Linked DNA regions of Homo sapiens: region 1 is linked to region 2. A link is an interaction called in ENCODE POLR2A ChIA-PET data of the cell type or tissue named here. Cell type or tissue: Panc1. All regions are shown on one strand. Links, peaks and the distances in the headings refer to the core of each region. The heading gives the core; the rest is flanking DNA.

Region 1 (10,518 bases), core at 2,435-7,434, 1.6 Mb after region 2:
TCAGGGAAACTTTTTTCTTTCTATCACAGCCAAGACATGAGTAAGCAAGTATTCCCTCTATCCCCTTCTTCAGGGCAAACATTTTCTAGGGTCCCAACTTTATGCAGCCTTTCTTTTGGCATCCCACTCGATTAGGTCCCAGGCTTTGTCTCCCAAATCCCACAAACTCAACCTACTAAAACTCAAGGCTAAGCATCAGCAAACTTTTTCTGTCAGGGGCCAGATGTAAACGTTGTAGGCTTTGTGGGCCATATGGTTTCTCTCACAACTACTCATCTCTGTGGTTGTAATATGAAAGCAGCCATAGACAATACATAAATTAATAGGAGTGGTTGTGTTCCAATAAAACTTTATTTACAACAATGTGTGACAAGCTGGATGTGGCCCACAGTTTGCTGACTCCTGCTCTAGGCCATCGGGAATTGGCAGATGCCCTCAGGGAAGATGCCAACTTCATCATTTTCTTGCCCAGTTGGTGTCATGCTTTCTCTCTCTGTCATGCCTCTGAGGATTTCACTTACTATTTTGTCAGTTCAGTCATACCTTTATAAAGATTTAAAAAATATTTTGCTTGCAGTGTTGAAGTATTCCATACCAGGAGGGTTTCTATGGATATCACCAGGCAGGAGTGCAGTGGCAGGATCTTGGCTTACTGCAAACTCCGCCTCCTGGGTTCAAGCGATTCTCCTGCCTCAGCCTCCTGAGTAGCTGGGATTACAGGTGTGTGCCACCATGCCCAGCTAATTTTTGTATTTTTAGTAGAGACAGGGTTTCACCATGTTGACCAGGATGGTCTCGATCACTTGACCTCGTGATCCACCCACCTCGGCCTCCCAAAGTGCTGGGATTACAGGCATGAGCCACTATGCCCGGCCGGAGTTACCAGTTTTTGAGAGGAAGACCACAAAGGTAAAATTCCATTTTCATGACATCGTATCATGGATAAATGCAGTAACATGATTTATCACCATTGATGTTGACCTTGATCACCTTGCTGAGAAATACGTAGCCTTCTAAGGCCTACATAAACATAATCAGTGATGTTCAGGTCAACTATTCTGAACAAAATTTGAAGGGTTGAGTCATTGAATCACCATGAAATCTACAACAGAAAACTGTCATATTCATTGCAATTCATGAACCCAAATACATATATTGATGGGACTTCTTTAAGCATAAGTTTAATTTGGTATAGTGTGAGAGCCGGACGTGGTGGTGTACACCTGTAGTCCCAGCTACTTGTGAGGTTGATGTGGGAAGATTGCTTGAGCTCGGGAATCCAAGGCTGTAGCACACCATGATGGAGGCTGTGAATAGCCACTGCACTCCTGCCAGGGCAACATAATGAGACACCCATCTCTAAAAAACGATACAAGTATGCAGTGTGTTTTTGGTGATGCTGTGAACTAGAAATTAATGTTAGAACAGAGTCTTTTCCTTTTTTATCTTTCTGTTGCCCAAGCTGGAGTGCAATGGCGCGATCTCAGCTCACTGCAACCTCTGCCTCCCAGGTACAAGCGATTCTCCTGTCTCAGCCGTCCAAGTAGCTCAGATCGCAGGCATGCGCCACCACACCTGGCTATTTTTTTTTTGTATTTAGTAGAGGCAGGGTTTCACCATATTAGTCAGGCTGGTCGTAAACTCCTGACCTCAGGTGATCCACCTGCCTCAGCCTCCCAAAGTGCTGGGATTACAGGCGTGAGCCACTGCACCCAGCCTAGAACAGAGTCTTAAGATCTGTTCTTTAATGCAGGCTGAGGCAGGCGGATCATGAGGTCAGGAGATCAAGACCATCCTGGCTAACACTATGAAACCCCGTCTCTACTAAAAATACAAAAAATTAGCCAGGTGTGGTGGCGGGCGCCTGTAGTCCCAGCTACTCGGGAGGCTGAGGCAGGAGAATGGCGTGAATCCGGGAGGCGGAGCTTGCAGTGAGCTGAGATCGCGCCACTGTACTCCAGCCTGGGCGACAGAGCGGGACTCCATCTCAGGAAAAAAAAAAAAATCTGTTCTTTAAAAGTTTTGGCATATTATTCTGACTGCAAAAATTTTTGCATGTATGCATGCGGAGGTGAGAACATCTATATGTATCCATATGTCAGATATAGTCCTTGATTTTCTAGAATTGTTTTGCAAAGGAACACATCTTCTCTAGAAATGATTTAGCTGTCCGATGACACTGATTCTTGTTTCCATTCACTGAATAAGCCTTTTGAATGTTTGAACGGTTAAATTTTCCGCAACCTATTTAATCTTTTCCAGCAGCCAATAAAAAAGTTTAGTAAAATGAGGCCAGGCGCAGTGGCTCACGCCTGTAATCTCAGCACTTTGGGAGGCCGAGGCAGGCGGATCACCTGAGGTCGGGAGTTCAAGACCAGCCTGACCAAGATGGAGAAACTCCGTCTCTACTAAAAACAGAAAATTAGCTGGGAGTAGTGGCACATGCCTATAATCCCAGCTACTTGGGAGGCTGAGGCAGGAGAATCGCTAGAACCCGGGAGGCGGAGGTTGCGGTGAGCTGAGATCGCGCCATTGCACTCCAGCCTGGGCAATAAGAGCGAAACTCTGTCTCAAAAAAAAAAAAAAAAAGAAAGTTTAGTAAAGTGAATCTGAATGATTTATTTGTACAGAAAGAATGAATTTCCTCTTAGTCATACATCCGACACCCACACGATACCTTGTCATTTTCAGAAGAAATCTGATGCCCAATTAGTGTGTTTTAATTTAGCCAGTGATTTTCCATCTGGCTCTAATGTGTATTCTGGAGGGTGGACTAATATGGAGTTCAATGGTTTGTTAGGTTTTGAGATGGAGTTATTGGCTACAAAGAACATTTCACAGAAGCAGGACTTCATAGATTCTGAGTTTTTCCCCTTGTTTTGGTTAGTTGCAGGATGAATGGGGACAGAAGAAGCAGATGCTACTTATTTTGCGATTACATGCCTTAATATAAATAGTTTAAAATGAGGAAAAACCTTTACAAAAATAGATGACAGAGCAAACTGTTTTCTTGTCTAGCGAAATTTCTGGCAAATAGGTAAATGCTTTGTTATTCTAGGATATAAGTCACAGATTTTAGATAAGCATATTTTGCACAAATAACAAGTTCTCTTTTTAAAAGTTTTAGGCCGGGCGTGGTGGCGCATGCCTGTAATGCCAGCACTTTGGGCGGCCGAGGTGGGCGGATCACTTGAGGCCAGGAGTTGAGACTATCCTGGCCAACATGGTGAAACCCCGTTTCTACTAAAAATACAAAAATTAGCAGTATGGTGGCGCACTCACGTAGTCCCAGCTACTCGGGAGGCTGAGCAAAAGAATTGCTTGAACCCAGGAGATGAAGGTTGCAGTGAGCCGAGATCGCGCCATTGCACTGCAGCCTGGGTGACACAGAGACTGTCTCAAACAAGAAACAAAAAACAAAAAACAAACAAAAAAAAGTTTTGTCATTTTTGCAGATACATACACAGAGAGAGAGAGAAAGAGATCGATCTTGTCAACTTTTAAGACTTCCCTGTGTTGAGTACATTCATATACTAATATTGAAATTAATGATTAAATTCAACCCACAGAAAAATCTAAGACTAAATAAGCCTATTATAAAATTGAAGTTTTCAGTAAGGGTGTTGATTCCTATTATAAAAATAGAGGAGATTCCAGAAGTAAGGGCTCCTGGACAAAATATTCTGTTTTCCATTTTGTGGAATGGATTGTTTCAGTCCATTTCCAACAGGTTCGCATTCTGTTTTCATGTTAGGTTTTCTGACCTTCAGTGGTTTTGTTTTCATGTACTTGAGCATATGGTCCCAGACAGCTGACATTGTTCATGTCCTTTACTTCCCTAAGAATTACACAACCTTCCCAGGCTTTCTCATCTCCAGCAGTTTTGTCACATTGCTGAGTAACGTCCACCCTTGGTAATCTCTTAACATTATTTCCATTCTGTATGTAGACAACAAATTAGCATTTATGACCTAGGTTTTCTGTTTTTCATGAAGGTATCAGACAATCTCAAATGTCTGTGGAATGTTACGCTTGACTAGGAAGGTGTAAATTGTTTCTTTTGATAGTTCTTAATTTCAAATGATTATGAATTCATTATTTTTAATGAGAGAAAGGTGATTGTATACCTGCAAAACTTTTAAACATCGACCTTTGGTAAAACACAATTCCAATTGTGTTTAATCATGACTACTTAGATACAACTGAACAAGCCCCAGGCACAGAAGTTACGACTAAAACATTCAGCCCTTCCAGGAACAGAACCAGAAATTTCTCCATATGTCTGTAGACGCTGAACTTCAGGATGTCTGTGAATATTTTCTGTGTTCCACTGTCCCCTCAAGTTTGTTTCCCAGCCATGGAAAATGCCCATGAGAAAGAGTTGTGCAATTGCTAACTGTTAGTCACTTTATATTTCCTGTATCCCCTATTTAATTTCCCTGGTAGCTGGCAATAACATCTAGGATTTAAGTTGCTGAAGGGTATTTGGGAAAACCCACATAAATGTCTAAGATGAGGTTTGGCAAGCAATGAATCTTGGTGACATAACAATATTATAACTAGAGATTTCATCAGACAGAGGAGACAGGAAATCCCTGACACTGCCAAACACCCACTTAAACTCATTTGAGTCCGAGGACCATCGTTTGTTAAAAATGGATTTTACACAGTTTTTAATTTGATGAGGCTGCTGAAATAAAAATTTGGACCTGAATTTTAGATGCAATGAGATTTCTCAAAGGGACTTTGGGAAAAAAGAAAAGAAAGAAAAGAAAAAAAGAACTTATGTAAAGTTCCCGTAAGGAGAGCAACAGCTGCTATGGAATAGCCAAGCCCTGCTCCACCAGGAAGGGGCCTGAGCTTTGGCAAGGATACACTTAGCCTGACCAATCCAGAGACTCAGCCTCCACTACCAGTGGGATGACGGATTTCCCAGTCGTACTTTTCTCACACCCAAGAACCTAATGGACATAATTTTAAGTTTAAGGCAGCATTATCTATGGGCACAAAAATAATTAGAAAGGATAAATAAGATCTAGTACTTGATAGCACAACAGGGTGACTACAGTCAATAATAATTTAATTCTACAGTTTAAAATAACTAAAGACCCCCTCCCATGCCATTACCTTCAGACTTCTCAACCCCTCCCTGCAAAAAAGAAAAAATAATAACTAAAAGAGTATAATTGGATTGTTTGTAACACAAAGGATAAACGCTTGAGGTGATGAATACCTCATTTACCCTGATGTGATTATTACACACTGTAGGCCTGTACCAAAATTTTTCATGTACCCCATAAATATATATACCTACTATGTACCCACAAAAATTAAAAATTAAAAAAATACAGCAGTATCTAAATGGAGGTATTATAGTTATCTTTTCCACTGTGAATTCACTGGTCTGAATTTTATCCCAGCCTAGATATTGTTTAATAGTTTGTAAGTTTTAACTGCTTCAAGGTAATTTTTGTTCATGTTTTGTTTTCACTGTAGTCTTGCTCAACACATATGATCAGATTCTGTTCTAGAATTTGTTAACTTTTTATTAGAGGGGCATGTACACTTGAAATCTATTGTCCTATTCTTTACTTTTCTCAAGCTATGCCTGCCAATTCTTTTTTGTTTGTTTGATTTTTTTTGTTTGTTTGTTTTTATTATACTTTAAGTTCTAGGGTACATGTGCACAATGTGCAGGTTTGTTACCTATGTATACGTGTGCCATGTTGGTGTGCTGCACCCATTAACTCGTCATTTACATTAGGTATATCTCCTAATGCTATCCCTCCCCCCTTCCCCCACCCCATGACAGGCCCCGGTGTGTGATGTTCCCCACCCTGTGTCCAAGTGTTCTCATTGTTCAGTTCCCACCTATGAGTGGGAACATGCGGCGTTTGGTTTTCTGTCCTTGTGATAGTTTGCTCAGAATGATGTTTTCCAGCTTCATCCATGTCCCTACAAAGGACATGAACTCATCCTTTTTTATGGCTGCATAGTATTCCATGGTGTATATGTGCCACATTTTCTTAATTGAGTCTATCATTGATGGACATTTGGGTTGGTTCCAAGTCTTTGCTATTGTGAATAGTGCCACAATAAACATACGTGTGCATGTATCTTTATAGCAGCATGATTTATAATCCTTTGAGTATATACCCAGTAATGGGATGGCTGGGTCAAATGGTATTTCCAGTTCTAGATCCTTGAGGTATCGCCACACTGTCTTCCACAGTGGTTGAACTAGTTTACAGTCCCACCAACAGTGTAAAAGTGTTCCTATTTCTCCACATCCTCTCCGGCACCTAGTTTCCTGACTTTTTAATGATCGCCATTCTAACTGGTGTGAGATGGTATCTCATTGTGGTTTTGATTTGCATTTCTCTGATGTATGCCTGCCAATTCTGTTGTACTTATTGTATCATCCTGGCTAGCTACTTTCTTTGTCAAATTCTTTGATATTTAATTCTATCACTTTGATAAGTATTGAGGTCATCCATTACCATGATATATGTCTATTTATTCCATTTCCACTATTTCAGAGATTTTTATTATATGAATTGGATCATGAATTGAGTGTTACATTTGTATGATTTAATATTTTACCATTATTTGGCAATTTTATCTGCTGATGCTCCTTGCTATGGGCTTTGATTTAATCTCATACCACAGCGATCAGTTCTGCTCCTCCTCAGTTTGCACGATACCTTAGCCTGAAGACCATCATCTTACTTCAAAGGTTGGCATCTGTTTGTGTTTTCATAACTCCTGTAGACAGCAGATGACTGGGTTTTGCTGTATAGTGAGGTCTAGTGTATTTGTTCATAGTGTTATATGTAACTTATCTCCACATTTACATCTTTAGCCCCACTCCCTGGACTCCAGGTCTTGGATGTCTAATAGGTATCTGTATTAGAGATTTCTCTTTTTTTTTTTCTTTTTTTTTGAGATGGAATCTTGCTCAGTCAGCCAAGCTGGAGTGCAGTGGCACGATTTCGACTCACTGCAACCTCTGCCTCCTGGGTTCAAGCGATTCTACTGCCTCAGCCTCCCAGGCAGCTGGGATTACAGGCATGCCCCCACCATGCACAGCTAATTTTTGTATTTTTAGTAGAGATGGGGTTTCGCCATGTTGGCTGGGCGGGTCTTGAACTCCTGACCTCAGGTGGTCCTCCCACCTCGGCCTCCCAAATTGCTGGGGTTATAGGCGTGAGCCACCTTGCCCTGCCTAGACATTTCTTGTATTGATTTCTTAGGGCTGCTTTAAGAATGTACCACAGGCCAGGCGTGGTGGCTCACATGTGTAATCCTAGCACTTTGGGAGGCCGAGGTGGGCGGATCACAAAGTCAGGAGTTCGAGACTGGCCTGGGCAATATGGTGAAACCCCGTCTCCATTAAAAATACAAAAATTAGCGGGCGTGGTGGCACGTGCTTGTAGTTCCAGCTACTCAGGAGGCTGAGGCAGAGGAATTGCTTGAACCTGGGAGGCAGAGGTTGCAGTGAGTCAAGACTGCGCCACTGCACTCCAGCCTGGACAACAGAGTGAGACTCCATTGCAAACAAACAAACAAACAAACAAACAAACCATAAAAAGAATGTACCACAAATTGGGTGGCTTTAAACAACAGAAATTTATTCTTTCACAGCTTTGGAGGCCCGAAGTCCAAGATCAAGGTGTCACCAGGGCCATGCTGCACTCTGGGTGGAATCCTTCCTGGCCTCTTCTGGCTTCTGGCTGTGGCTGGCAATCTTGGCATTCCTTCACTTGCAGCTGCACGCCTCCCCCGCTGTGCCTCCATCTTCCCATGGTGCCAGTCATAGTGGATGAAGGGCCCATCCTACTCCAGAATGAGTTCATCTTTAAAAAATTGCATCTGTAAGACCCTATTTCCAAATAAGGTTACGTTGCGCAGGCCTGAGGGTTAGGGCTTCAGTATATTGTTTTGAGGGACGCAATTCAACCTCTAACAGCATCTGAAACTTCGCATGTCAAAAGAGAATTTTCAATTTCTACCCTGTACACCTGCTTCTCCTTCAGTGTTTCCCATTTCAGTAAATGGCAGCACCATCCACATGATTTCTCAGGCCAGATGCCATCCAGGAGTCAACTTTGACTTCTCTTTTTGTGCTCACACCCGAAATCCAATCCATCAGGGAGTCCCATCAGCCCACCTTCAAAATGTCTTTCCAGCCTCACTGCTTTTCACTACTCCATGGCACTGACCAAAGCCACTGTCCCCACTTGCTTGGAATACTTAGTAACCTCCTGTATAGTTTCCTTGCTTCCACACTGGCCAAGAATTTGCTCTCGGTTGTCCACAGAGCAGCCAGAGAGAATCTTTCAAGAACATGCCATTCCCCTGCTAAAACCCTCCCGTAGCTTCCCAGAACCATCAGAACACAAACTACACTGCCAGTCTTGGGCTCAGGGTGCTGCATTGTTTCACCCTCACCTCACTGCACTTTCCCCTCATTTTGCTGTTGTGTTCCTGACTTTCTGTGTGTGGGGGATTTCAAAAAATTTATTTTAATTTAACTTTTTTTGAGACGGAGTCTCACTCTGTCGCCCAGTCTGGAGTGCGGTGGTGCTATCTTGGCTTACTGCAACCTCCACCTCCCAAGTTCAAGCAATTCTCCTGCCTCAGCCTCCTGAGTAGCTGGGATTACAGGCACCCGCCACCACGCCACCATGCCCAGCTAATTTTTGTATTTTTAGTAAAGACAGGTTTTCACCATGTTGCCCAGGCTGGTCTCGAACTCCTGACCTCAGGTGATCCACCTGCCTTGGCCTCCCAAAGTGCCGGGATTACAGGCATGAGCCACCGCGCCGGCCTTTATTTCATTTTATTATTTTTTTTTTGACACAGGGTCTTGCTCTGTCGCCCAAGCTGGAGTGCAGCCGTACGATCACGGCTCGCTGCAGCCTCAACCTCCCAGGCTCAATCAATTCTTCAGCCTCAGTCTCTGAAGTAGCTGGGACCATAGGCGCATGCCACCACGCTTGGCTAATTTTTGAATTTTTTTTTTTTTTTGAGATGGAGTCTCGCTCTGTCGCCCAGGCTGGAGTGCAGTGGCACGATCTTGGCTCATTGCAACCTCTGCCTTCCAGGTTCAAGCAATTCTCCTGTCTCAGCCTCTGGTGTAGCTGGGACTACAGGCACTGGCCACCAGGCCCGGCTAATTTTTGTATTTTTAATAGAGATGTGGTTTCACCATATTGGTCAGGCTGGTCTCAAACTCCTGACCTCAGGTGATCCACCCACCTCAGCCTCCCAAAGTGCTGGGATTTCAGGCGTGAGCCACCGCACCCGGCCAATTTTTTATTTTTTTGTACAGACGAGGTCTCACTATGTTGCCCAGGCTGATCTTGAACTCCTGAGCTCAAGCAATCCTCCTGCCTCAGCCTCCCAAAGTGCTGGGATTACAGGCATGAGCCACGGCACCCAGCCCAAAAAAGTGCTTTAAGTAGTTTCATGGAGGCATAATTTACATACCATAAGATCCACTTGTTTTAAATCCACAATTCAAAGATTTTTAAATAAACTTGTAAAGTTGTGCAAATATCATCACAATCCAGTTGGAGAACATATCACCCCAAAAGATCCCCCATATCTGCATACATAATGAATTTTTTTAAGTTTCATTGAGGTATCTTCTTGTGGTTTTTATAAAAGATATTTTCTGGCTGGGCACTGTAATTCTAGCACTTTGGGAGGCCGAGATGGGTAGATCACCTGAGGTCAGGAGTTCGAGACCAGCCTGGCCAACATGGTGAAATCCCGTCTCTACCAAAACCACAAAAAATTAGCCAGGCGTGGTGTCATGCACCTGTAGTCCCAGCTACTCGGGAGGCTGAGGCAGGAGAATTGCTTGAACCCAGAAGGCAGAGGTTGCAGCGAGCTGAGATTGCACCACTGCACTCCAGCCTGGGTAACAGAACAGAGTGGGACTCCGTCTCAAAAAAAAAAAAAAAAAAAAAAAAAAGGTATTTTCTGCCTTGGGACCTTATTTGCTGGTCTCTTTGCCTCCAGCTTCTCATGGCTTACTTTGGCCCTTCAGTAATCTGCTCAAAACTTCCTTCTTCAAAGAAGCCTCTTCTGACCACCCTGTCTAAAATGGAAACTCTCATCTGCTTACACTTCATCCTGATCTTATGTCTGTTTGTGTGGTGTTGCTTTCCCCAGAAAGGACCATGAGAGCAGGAACTTTGTCTTGCATCTGATCATTACATCCCCAGGGCCTAGAACGGTGCCTGGGGTACAGAGGTGCCCAATAAATATGTGTTTAGTCAATGCAAGAATGAAGATAATTGGAGCATCGTCAATTTCCTTATCACTTTATTGCCAGTCTTTGCTTCTTTTAATTCACAATGTTTCTTTGAGTGAATGTCTTAGGGCTGCTTTAAGAATGTAAATTGGGTGGTTATTTTGACTTTTATGTCTGCTTTTCAATATTTCTACTTTTAATTTATTTCACTTACCTAAACCTCGATCTTCCTTCCAGGAAAGATAAATTTGGTT
Region 2 (10,518 bases), core at 3,190-8,189:
TAGATGTGATATCTTTGTTAGAGCAGATTAACTTGCTCTCAGGTGTATGGTCTGCGGCCATTGACTCAAGCACAGGGAATGAGAACTTCTGGAAGTGGGCCTGGACATCTGAATTGCACAGGCTTCCCAGATAGGTACGAAGGAACAAGAAACAAAACAAACATTACCGCAAATGAAACACTGTGTAAATATGTGGATTACATCCTGTAAGTACGAAGAGAATGGAAGGCATTTATCTTGTTATTGTCACTGGGGCAGATCCGGAGTCAGCTCTGGGCGGAGATGGATTTACCCTGGAGCTGCTGAAGCTTAAGCTGGGGGCTGCTCAGGAGCCTGGATGTAGAGTAGGAAGCAGTTCTGAGCATGGAGGGGAAGCCAGGTGTGCCAGCCAGAAGCATCCTATGAAAAGAGAGGCCAAAAGGATGAGATGTGAATCTCCAAGCACCACTAGTTAATATGACTTATTTTCATTCTGAATATTCATTTTCATACTTAGAAGTCTATATTCGTAATTTTAGATTAGTTCTCCTACAAAGGGCCTCAAAATTTAGTTCCTACAATACCTGGATCTGCCTCTGATTTTTTTTTGTGTGTGAGACAGAGTCTCACTCTGTTGCCCAGGCGGGAGTGTAGTGGCGTGATCTTGGCTCACTGCAACCTCTACCTCTGGGTTCAAGCGATTCTCCTGCCTCAGCCTCCCAAATAGCTGGGACTACAGACACCCACCACCATGTCCAGCTAATTTTTGTATTTTTGGTACAGCTGGGATTTCGCCATGTTGACCAGGCTGGCCTCAAACTCCTGGCCTCAAGTGATCTGGCTGTCTCGACCTCCCAAAGTGCTGGGATTACAGGTGTGAGCCACCATGCGCCACCACCCACCCCCCACATTGCCCAGCTAATTTTTGTATTTTTAGTAGAGATGGGATTTCACCATGTTGACCAGGCTGGTCTCAAATTCCTGACCTCAAGTGATCCACCTCTCTCGGCCTCCCAAAGTTCTGGGATTACAGGCATGAGCCACCGCGCCCAGAATGCCTCTGATTTTTGAGGTCTACAAAGGTTCGTGTTTTGTTTTGTTTTGTTTTGTTTTGTTTTGAGACAGAGTCTTGCTCTGTCACCCAGGCTGGAGTGCAGTGGCATAATCTCAGCTCACTGCAACCTCTGCCTCCTGGGTTCAAGCGATTCTCCTGTCTCAGCCTCCCGAGCAGCTGAGACTACAGGCGCGCACCACCACGCCCAGCTAATTTTTGTATTTTTAGTAGAGATGGGGTTTCACCATATTGGCCAGGCTGGGCTCAAACTCCTGACCTCGTGATCCACCCACCTCAGTCTCCCGAAGTGCTGGGATTACAGGCGTGAGCTGCCACGCCCAGCCTGGTTCATTCTTCTTTAACATTGTCCTGTGCTGCCTGAGGTTCGTGAAAAATCCTAACATAACGAACACCAAGATGTGGGGCTCTCTGGTTCCCCCTCCACGACAGAACCAGCGGTGGACACGTATTCAGCCTGGAATCTTCTTCCTTCAGGCCTCACCCCCAGGACAGGGAACCCCTCATTCCTGCGCCTGGTCCTGGACCAGCTGCCGAGCCCCTGCTCCCTGCTGCCCCCCAATGGACCTCGGGTAACAAGACACCACGTGTGTGGGGCGTGTTCTCTAGATCCGTTCTCACGATCCTGAAACCATTATTGAGCCTTACAGCTGCTTTAAGCGCCCGGGGCTTCATCAGAGCCTTTGAAAACCCCAGGTGAAACTAGTTACTCACTGGGAAGCCTCGGTGTGTGGCTGCCTTCTCCCTGATACTGCATGCCCGGGCAGCTCTCTGAAGGGCAGCCACAGCCACACGGTTACACAGGGACACACAAACACACGCACATGCACACCTACACACACGCAGGCACTCCCACTCAGCCCCCAGAGATCCATCCACACTCGAAGGAGGCTCAGACAAGAAGTTAAGCTAGCAGAAACAACATCATTGGCTGGGTTAGCTCCTCTCTACAATGGCTTTAGAAACCTGGAATTTTTTTTTAAAGTACAGGCAGGCTGGGCGAGGTGGCTCATACCTGTAATTCCAGCATTTTAGGAGGCTGAAGTGGGGGAGGATCGCTTGAGCCCAGGAGTTCAAGACCAGCATGGGCAATGTAGCAAGACCTCAGGGCATCTCTACAAAAAATAAAAAAATTAGCCGGGCGTGGCAGCGTGCGCCTGTAGTCCCAGCTAGTCAGGAGGCTGAGGTGGGAGGACGGCTTGAGCCCAGGAACTCAAGGCTGTAGTGAGCCATTATTGCACCACTACACTCCAGACAGAGCAAGACCCTGTCTCAAAACAAGTACAGGCACACCCCATTTTATTGCAGTTCACTTTATTGCACGTCAAGATATTGCCTTTTTTTTTTTTTAAACAAATTGAAGGTTCGGGGTAACTCCAGAGTCAAGCAAGTCTATTGGCAACATTTTCCCACGAGCATGTGCCCACTTTGTATCTGTGTGTCACACTTTCGCAATTCTTGCAATATTTCAAACTTCTTCCTTATTATATCTGTTGTGAAGCTGGTTCTCCCAGACGTTCCCTGCAGGCTGTTTATGCAGCGCCCATCCGAGATGAACCCACAGGACACTCAGGATCCCAGACTGCAGGAGTCGTCTGGGATCACAGGCGGGGCAGAGCAATTTGTCAATGTTTATGAGGAGTCCTCCTTGGCAGCCCAGTCTTTATCCTCACTCACGTGGAAATGAGATTCGACCTCTCCTAATCACCTGGTGCCCGAGGAGCAGGTAGGCGCCTGTCCCAAGCCTGAGTTTCCTGGGAAATCTACATTTCAGCACAGATGGGTTCCCAGCAGCTTAGTGCTCTGGCTGTCCTTAGGTCACTGAATCATTTCACCCGCTAGTTTTTTGTTTGTTTGTTTTTGAGATGGAGTCTTGCTCTGTCACCCAGGCTGGAGTGCAGTGGCGCGATCTCGGCTCACTGCAACCTCCACCTCCTGGGTTCAACTGATTATCCCTCCTCAGCCTCCCAAGTAGCTGGGGTTACAGGCACCCGCCGTCATGCCCAGCTAATTTCCATATTTTTGTAGAGACGGGGTTTCACCATGTTGGTCAGGCTGGTCTTGAACTCCTGACCTCAGGTGATCCGCCCACCTTGGTCTCCCGAAGTGCTGGCATTACAGACGTGAGCCACTGCGCCCGGCCTTGCCCACTGGTTTTATGAGAAAGAGACATGGGAGCCTTTTCCCCAGCTGGGGCAATCATCAGACAGTCACATGGAGTCACAGAACCATCTTGCAACAGCATCCCAAGACCTGGCCATTGGGCAGGATGTGGGACTTGTGAAAGGTCATAAATGACCCTTTGAATCAGTCTCCCTCTGCACAGGAAAAGCCCACCGCCCTGCGTTCACCTTTGCCCATCAGATAGGGCTTGGGGGGCACCTGAGGAGGAGGTGCCTGCCACTGCCTGTGGAGGAGGATGTTGGCGTTCCTATTTCACAAGCCCGGCTTGGAGAGCCAGCGGAGACCTTCTGCGCAGCTAGCTCTTGCACACACCCCTGCGGAGAAACTCTGCCTTCTTGCCTGGGGCCCAGAACCTTACCCACCCAGGCTTGCCCCCTCCCTTCCAGGGCCCACTGACCTCCTGACTCAGGCTCCCCCGAGTGCCTGACCCTGTGAGTCACTGGCCCATCTACAATCCTTCTCCCCGTGACTGCTTGAGTTGTAGCTTGATTGGAGCCAGGTCAATGCAAGTCACAGAACTGCGAACTGAGATGGACTCTCAGAAGCAAGAGGTGGCAAGCATGGCGGAGAGGAAGCGAGGGTCCTCCTGGCTGGTTAGATCTTACAGAGTTTAAGCTGTACTGAGAGTTTTTATGAGGACAAGGGGCCAGTCCTGTGCCTGCCTGATGTGGAGTCCTAGGCGGGCTTGGGCCGCAGGTTACCTGCTCCCGGAGGCTCACAAAGGCAGTGCCAACAGGCGCTCATTCTCAGCAATGGGTGAAAGTAAGAGGAACCTGCCCTCCCTCCTCTCCACACCTCCCCAGTATTTGTCCTCATGGAGTAAATATCCAACAGTGATCCCAGGGCATGGGAGTGGGAGTTAAGGCAAATGCCAGACTGTCCAAGGCTCATTACAGGGTAGTCCTCTCATCCTCTGCTCACTAGTCCACTATATTCAGTGAGCACCCACTGTGCACCCTGTGCCTTGGGGACGTGGAGGCACGCTCAGCCCCAGCCTCGCCCTCCGGGAGCTTACAGTCTAACCCTCTGGGCACAGGGAGGTGGGAAGATGGCACGGCCTTGCTGGGAGCCTCACCCTGTTGGCTGAACAATGATTTTTTCAATAATGCCTACAGCTTCCTTCATATCCTGCCACCCAAACCAGTGCCAAGGTCATCATGGGCTTGTGTGGCACAGTCAGATTTAGTGACCATCCCCACTCCCACATTGGTTCTGTCTTCTTGCCCCCGGTGCTCTGGTCCCTAGCACAGGCTGCTGATTTGGGGACTCGGGGGAGAATCCTCCACCTTCTGCAAATGCTTAGCCATGAAATGACGGGTGTTTGCCTGACTATGATTTCATGAATCCCCCATGAAATGATGGGTGTTTGCCTGATTATGGGCCAACAGTGCCCCCCACTCCTCGTGGGCACTCCTGGGATCAGCAGCCCCTTCCTAGCCTTCACAGGGACTCTAGGCCTCCATGGAAAAGAAAGAAATAAAAAATTTTTTTTGAGACAGAGTCTTGCTGTGTCACCCAGGCTGGAGAGCAATGGCTCAATCTTGGCTCACTGCAACTTCAGCCTCCGAGGTTCAAGTGATTCTCTTGCCTCAGCCTCCCGAGTAGCTGGCACATGCCACCACACCCGGCTAATTTTTGTATTTTTAGTAGAGACGGGGTTTCACCATATTGGCTAAGCTGGTCTCGAACTCCTGACCTCAGGTGATCCACCCGCCTTGGCCTCCCAAAGTGCTGGGATTACAGGCGTGAGCCACCGCGCCCGCCCAGAAAGAAAAATCTTAACAAGTTGCTTCCAGTAACCAGTCTCAATGAGTAGCAGGGAGTAGTTTGCAAGAAAAAAAAACAAGTGAAGATGTTTCCCATTCTTTAACCTGCTCCATCCCTCAAATTCCTGCTGCTCCATGGCAGGGGCCCTGCTCACCCCACATTGGCACAGACTCTGCTGGAGTCAGATCCTCCAAAGCCACAAGCTTCCTTGAGGCCACGGGGCCGCCTCATTCTTGTTCTGCCCCTTCCTCACACTGAAAGACTGCATAGCCTGGGGTGCAATGCCCAGGTGTGAAATTGATGCTCGGGAAAACAAATCCTTCCCAAAGTCACTTAAGGAATCCCCCAGCCCCACCGCACAGACCCCTGGATGTATACTGCCCCTATAATTCTGCTCTAGGCAGAAAAGCCTAGGAGTGGAGGTGACAGCTCCCAGCATATGCACCCTTTTGCTCTGCTCTGCTGCCCTGTAGAGCCCTGGAAGTGACCAGAGCCCTTAGGCTACTGCTGCTGCATGCCCAGAGGGTCCCAAGCAGAGCTGGGCAGGAGGTAGGCCCAGGCAGGGCTGGGAGAGCAGTGACCAGGCAGGGTGCACGGCTGCACTTTGCCCAGGTCCTGGCTCTGGCTCTGGTCTGGTGCCAGTGCTGGGGTGGGTGTGTCGGCTGCCCACGCAGCTGCGGGGTCCAGTTCCAGAACTATCTCCACCAGCTGGGATGGGGGGCTTCTTCTTCACCCTGCTGCCTCTTGTCCTTTCTTCTCCAGCCAAGTTGGGGGTGAAGCAGGGACGCTCCTTTTATTCCCTGAGCCGAGCCCCAGCCCCAGGGCTTTCAGTCTGCCACGCCAGTCACAAACAGCCGGCTTCCGGCCTGGGTGTGGGTACTGGGCTGGCCCCTAATGATGGGAACAGCAGCCGCCACCAAGAGCTTCAACCTGTCCAGTGCCCCAAGGTCCCAAGCAGTCGGCAGGGTCTGTGGATCGGCCGAGGGGCTACCACGGCCGCCAGAGGCCAGGGCCGCAGGGAGGCGAGGGCGGCGAGGGCACCGGAGCGGATGCGGGCTCTGGGGCAGACGCGGGCGCTGGGGCGGGGGCAGACGGGCCACTGGAATCCCCAGCGCGCCCGCCGTCCAGGGTGGCGCTGGCCGCTCTCCGCCACAGGTGCTCCAGCAGGCGCGCGCTCACGGCGGGCTCCAGGACACGGCAGGCGGGCAGCACGCGGGCCAGGCGCGCCACACAGGCGCTGTAGCCCTCGCGGTAGCTGTCGCAAGGCACTGCGGGCGGAGAGCCGCGTGAGGCGCGGGGTAGGGTGCCGGGTGCGGGGTGCAGAGCGCGCGGCAGGGCAGGGAGGGCTCACTCACGGGGCGCTGCCGTGGGCCATGAGGACGCAGGCAGCTCCTGCAGGAAGCGCACGGTCATTTCCAGGACGTCTGCCTTCTCTAGCTTCGAGCAGTTGGAGTTCTGCGCCCGGCCACGAGGAAGAGCGACAGAGAACCACCAAGACAGAACTTTGGCCGGCTACCGTGCGCACCCTCGCTCTAGTCGGGAGCTGGGTGTGGGGCGCGCCGTGGCCTGCTGGGGGTCCGCTCCGACGCGCCCACCCCACCCAGGCTCCGCCTCGGGCGCCGCGCGGAACCCCCTGGTGGGTTCCTCCCGCAGGAGCACCCCGTCCCCCTGCCCCCGCTCCGCGCCCCAGGACCCTCTGCCCTCCGCCCGGGCGCGCTCACCTCCCGGCCCAGCAGCGGCAGGATGAGCCCCTTAAGCTGGCTCAGGCTCTGGTTGATGCGCGCGCGCCGGCGCTTCTCCAGCAGCGGCTTCAGGCTCTGCGGACGGGCGGCGCGGTGGTTAGACGGGTCCCCGGAGTCCCCAGCCCCGCCCCCAGTCCCCGGTACCCACCTTGCGCAGCTCCGCCGCGTCCCCTGCCCGGCGAGGCAGCCCCATGCTCCGCGGGGAAGCGGTGGCAGCTGCGAGCCCCACGCAAAGGGAAACCGAGGTCCGAAATGAGGTCCCGGGCGCGGCCCGGGCTGGTGCCAGACGAGTGCGCGCCCCGCCCGCGGCCGAGCTTTAAGGGAGCGGCTCGCCCGCCCCGCCCCGCCCCGCGGAGTCCGGCCGCCCGCTGGTCCCACCTCCTGCCTTTGTTCCTGCGCAGGGTGGAGCCGGGAGGGGAGACCGCGACGCCCCCGGGGATCCCGCTCCCCGCCTTTGCGTCCTGTCTACCGCGGGGTGGCGGCCCCCAGTTTTCCCCGAGCACCTGCGGGAGAGTGGTAAAGGCGCCATCGGGGGCCTTCGCTGCGTGACCCCGAGGGCAGGAGGGCCAGGTGGGGCCAGGCCTTGCCTGACTGGAGCTACGGTCCCTCCTCTCCAATGCTGCCCTTCATTCATTCCCCAGGCTCGGGTTCAGCGTCTTCTCTGAGCCCCGCCCTGGGCCGCAGCAGGGGACCCAGCGGTTACGGGAGCTCCCATGAGGGACAGCAGCGGGAGGGACTTGCACCCCCAGCTGCTTTATCGGGTGAAGGGCTGAGCTGGACGGGAAATCCGAGTTCCGGAGAAAGGTCGTGACTTGCTCCAGTCCTCGACGCTGGGAACAGGCCGAGCCTGGACAAGGGCCCCAGTCGCTGGACGCCCGGCTCTAAGGAGCCCGTAGAACCCTTCGGCGGCTTGCCTAGTTAAGAGTCTTTTGGTTACCCCACTCCAGGCTTTGGGTGGGGAAACGGAATCCTAGAGAAGCAGAGGCAGCCCTGGAGCCCTCGGAGCTCGTTTTCATTCCCACCGGCTAGGGGTCCGGGTTCTCGCCCGCAAGACAGTCAGGGCTCATGTGACGCGCGGGCAGGACAGTTTTGGGTGCGGGCCCCAGTGGCCCGCCCAGGACCGCCTTCGCGCCGCGTGGCCGTTGCTGCGGCAAACTGGCTGGCGTCCCCCGCCCATCTGCTCCGGGCTCCCCTCCCCCGACCGGCTGGCGGGGCAACGGCCACGCCCGCGAACCACACTGCGAACTGCCGGGCAGAGAGATGACTGGAGGGATCCACAGAGCCAGCCAGGAGGAGTTCCCCTATGGGGCGGGGCCAAGGAGGGCTCTGTCCAGGGTGTTGGATGAACCCCCTGTCCCCCGAACCCCACTTCCGAGCTCCACCCCTGCCGCTAGCCCCACGTCTCCCTCCTTCAGGGTTCTCGCCGCAGGGTGGAAGAAGGCCAGCGAACACACTGAGGGGCCCGGAGAAGCCTGGGCCAGGGGAGCCCAGGCCACCCATACCTATCTGTGGCATGGGAAGGAATGTAGGCCACCTTTCATGGACACTTACTGTGTGCCAAGCTCAGGGCTTAACGCTTTAAGGCTCGCTAACCTGCATTAACCCTCATAAAAGACCTAACAAGTAAGAATAAATCCTTCAACAGATTTGGCCCAGCAGGGCTTGGAGGAACCTGAGACCTTGTTCTCCGTGGTTGAGGCCAGTTTGACTCCATAGGCCTCCCCTAAGACAATTAATTGTTCTTTAAGAGCTCAAAAAACTCTGTGGATCTTTTCCCTCTCATCCCCAGGCCAAGCGACTTAGCTTGGCTGACTCAGGTCTGCACCCACAAGTCCGCCTGCAGCATCTGCATCTTGGGGAGGGACTGACCCTAGCTCCTGGGAGAAAAAGGCTGAAGGAGGAGGCTCCCCTTAGAACATCCCCCTCCAGGTTTGCGGACCACCATTTGAAGACTGAATGGCAGGGGAGCAAACACCATTTCCATTGCCAGTTACCCCCAGTTAAAAATATTTCTTCCTCTACTCTCCCATTGGGTAAAGGACTTTAACCAAGTAACCCACAGTTCTCTTCAACTCAAGGATTTTCAGGTTTTGCTGGTTACTTGGAAGGAGTGGTCTGGAATCAGAGGAACGTTAAAGACAGCTAGGTGGGCAAATGTCGGGTGCAGGCTTTAGGGGAACTGGGACCACCTAGGATACAGTAAGGATACACTCCACCCCTGGTCCCTATTCTTGGGAAGTGCCCTGGCCCTTGGGTTGAGGAGAAACCTGGGGTGGGCTGGGGTGAGCCCAGCAGAGGGGTGAGAGAAGCCCTCCTGGGGAGAGAATCCCTAAGCTGATAGCTGGAGGGTGGGAGACTCTAGGGGTGCTGTGGGCAGAAGGAACCTTGGGTGGAGAGGAAAGAAGAGCCCAGAAGGCTCAGCCAGGGAGTGAAAGCTTTGCCACTTCCCATCTGTGTCATCTCAGGCAAAATGCTTTAAAAAAACAAAACAAGGCTGGGCGTGGTGGCTCATGCCTGTAATCTCAGCACTTTGAGAGACCAAGGTGGGCAGATTACTTGAGGTCAGGAATTCGAGACCAGCCTGGCCAACATGATGAAACCCCATCTCTACTAAAAATACAAAAAATAAAAAAATTAGCTAGGCATGGTGGCGGGCAGACACCTGTAATCTCAGCTACTTGGGAGGCTGAGGCAAGAGAATCACTTGAACCTGGGAGGCAGAAGTTGCAGTGAGCCTAGATTATGCCATTGCAATCCAGCCTGGGTGACAAGAGTGAAACTCCATCTCAAAAAACAAACAAACAGGCCGGGCACAGTGGCTCACGCCTGTAATCCTAGCACTTCGGGAGGCCAAGGTGGGCAGATCACGAGGTCAGGAGATCGAGACCATCCTGGCTAACACAATGAAACCCCGTCTCTACTAAAAATACAAAAAATTAGCTGGGCGTGGTGGCAGGCACCTGTAGTCCCAGCTACTCGGGAGGCTGAGGCAGAAAAATGGCGTGAGCCTGGGAGGCGGAGCTTGCAGTGAGCTGAGATTGTGCCACTGCACTCCAGCCTGGGCGACAGAGCAAGACTTGTCTCAAAAAAAAAAAAAAGAAAAAAAGAAAAAAAACCCTCCCTATCTCTCCATGCCTCATTATCCCCGACTGTGAACTGGGAACAATAGTTGTACCTCTCTCATAGCACCTCTGGATTAAATATCCATGTGAAGCATGGTGAGCACTTGGTGGGTGGTACAGATTTCATAAAAGTGCTACTGCTGCCGTGAGCTCCCTAGGGCTGCTGGGGAGGACCCAATTGGCCCGGTGGACATGGGAGAGCCCGGAGAGGACAGAAGCCTGGCAGGAAGGGCCTGGCTCACAGCCTGAGTTTGAGTCATGTCCCGAAAGGAGTCTGAGAGGTTGGTCAGCAGGGGTGGGTGCTCACATGTGGCACTAATGGAGATGTCATTAACAACAGTGGCAGGGGCTCAGGGGCATCTGCTCAGCCCACTGGAATAGCAATAAAGCATCACCTAGCCCTGGCCCACAAAATCACAAAACCATGTGCTAGATGAGCTCGTCCATGACCAAGGTGGCCACCTTAGGAGTGGAGAACACAAATTGCAGGGCCTTTTGGAATGGAGGAGGCCCAGGGGAGGGGTGCCCAAGACAAGCCATTTTAGCACCTCCTCCCAACAGTACCCCTGCCACTTGCTGGCCTCACGGCACACCTGCCTCTGGGCACCCAGAGGAGGGCAGCGCCAGCCGCAGTGAGCCTGTTGCTTTGGCC

The links. Peaks named below come from ENCODE experiments on the same cell type or tissue, not always from the same donor. Only the 100,000 strongest peaks of a DNase experiment are listed, where the experiment ranks them.
Region 1: POLR2A ChIA-PET joins it to region 2 with 7 read pairs; 1 of 35 experiments calls an interaction of 5 or more read pairs at or near these places.

What each region holds. Positions count from the first base shown.
Region 1 is chr1:8,043,479-8,053,996 of GRCh38, forward strand. All of the region lies in intron 2 of ERRFI1-DT (ERRFI1 divergent transcript), which reads left to right. Among named protein-coding and RNA genes, the nearest start is that of ERRFI1-DT, 22 kb to the left of the region's middle. RefSeq lists an enhancer at 2,309-3,508. In Panc1, for the core only: no CTCF peak of the experiment used is centred there; a DNase peak (open chromatin) is centred at 4,503; H3K27ac peaks cover 4,662 bases.
Region 2 is chr1:6,412,884-6,423,401 of GRCh38, forward strand. It overlaps HES2 (hes family bHLH transcription factor 2), which reads right to left and starts at 7,036. Exons shown (of 4, transcript NM_019089.5): 1 at 6,893-7,036; 2 at 6,724-6,819; 3 at 6,358-6,457; 4 at 2,349-6,270. The coding sequence starts at 6,937. The coding sequence ends at 5,990. RefSeq lists enhancers at 1,210-1,711, 1,712-2,211, 1,736-1,975. In Panc1, for the core only: no CTCF peak of the experiment used is centred there; no DNase peak of the experiment used is centred there; H3K4me3 peaks cover 1,268 bases; H3K27ac peaks cover 265 bases.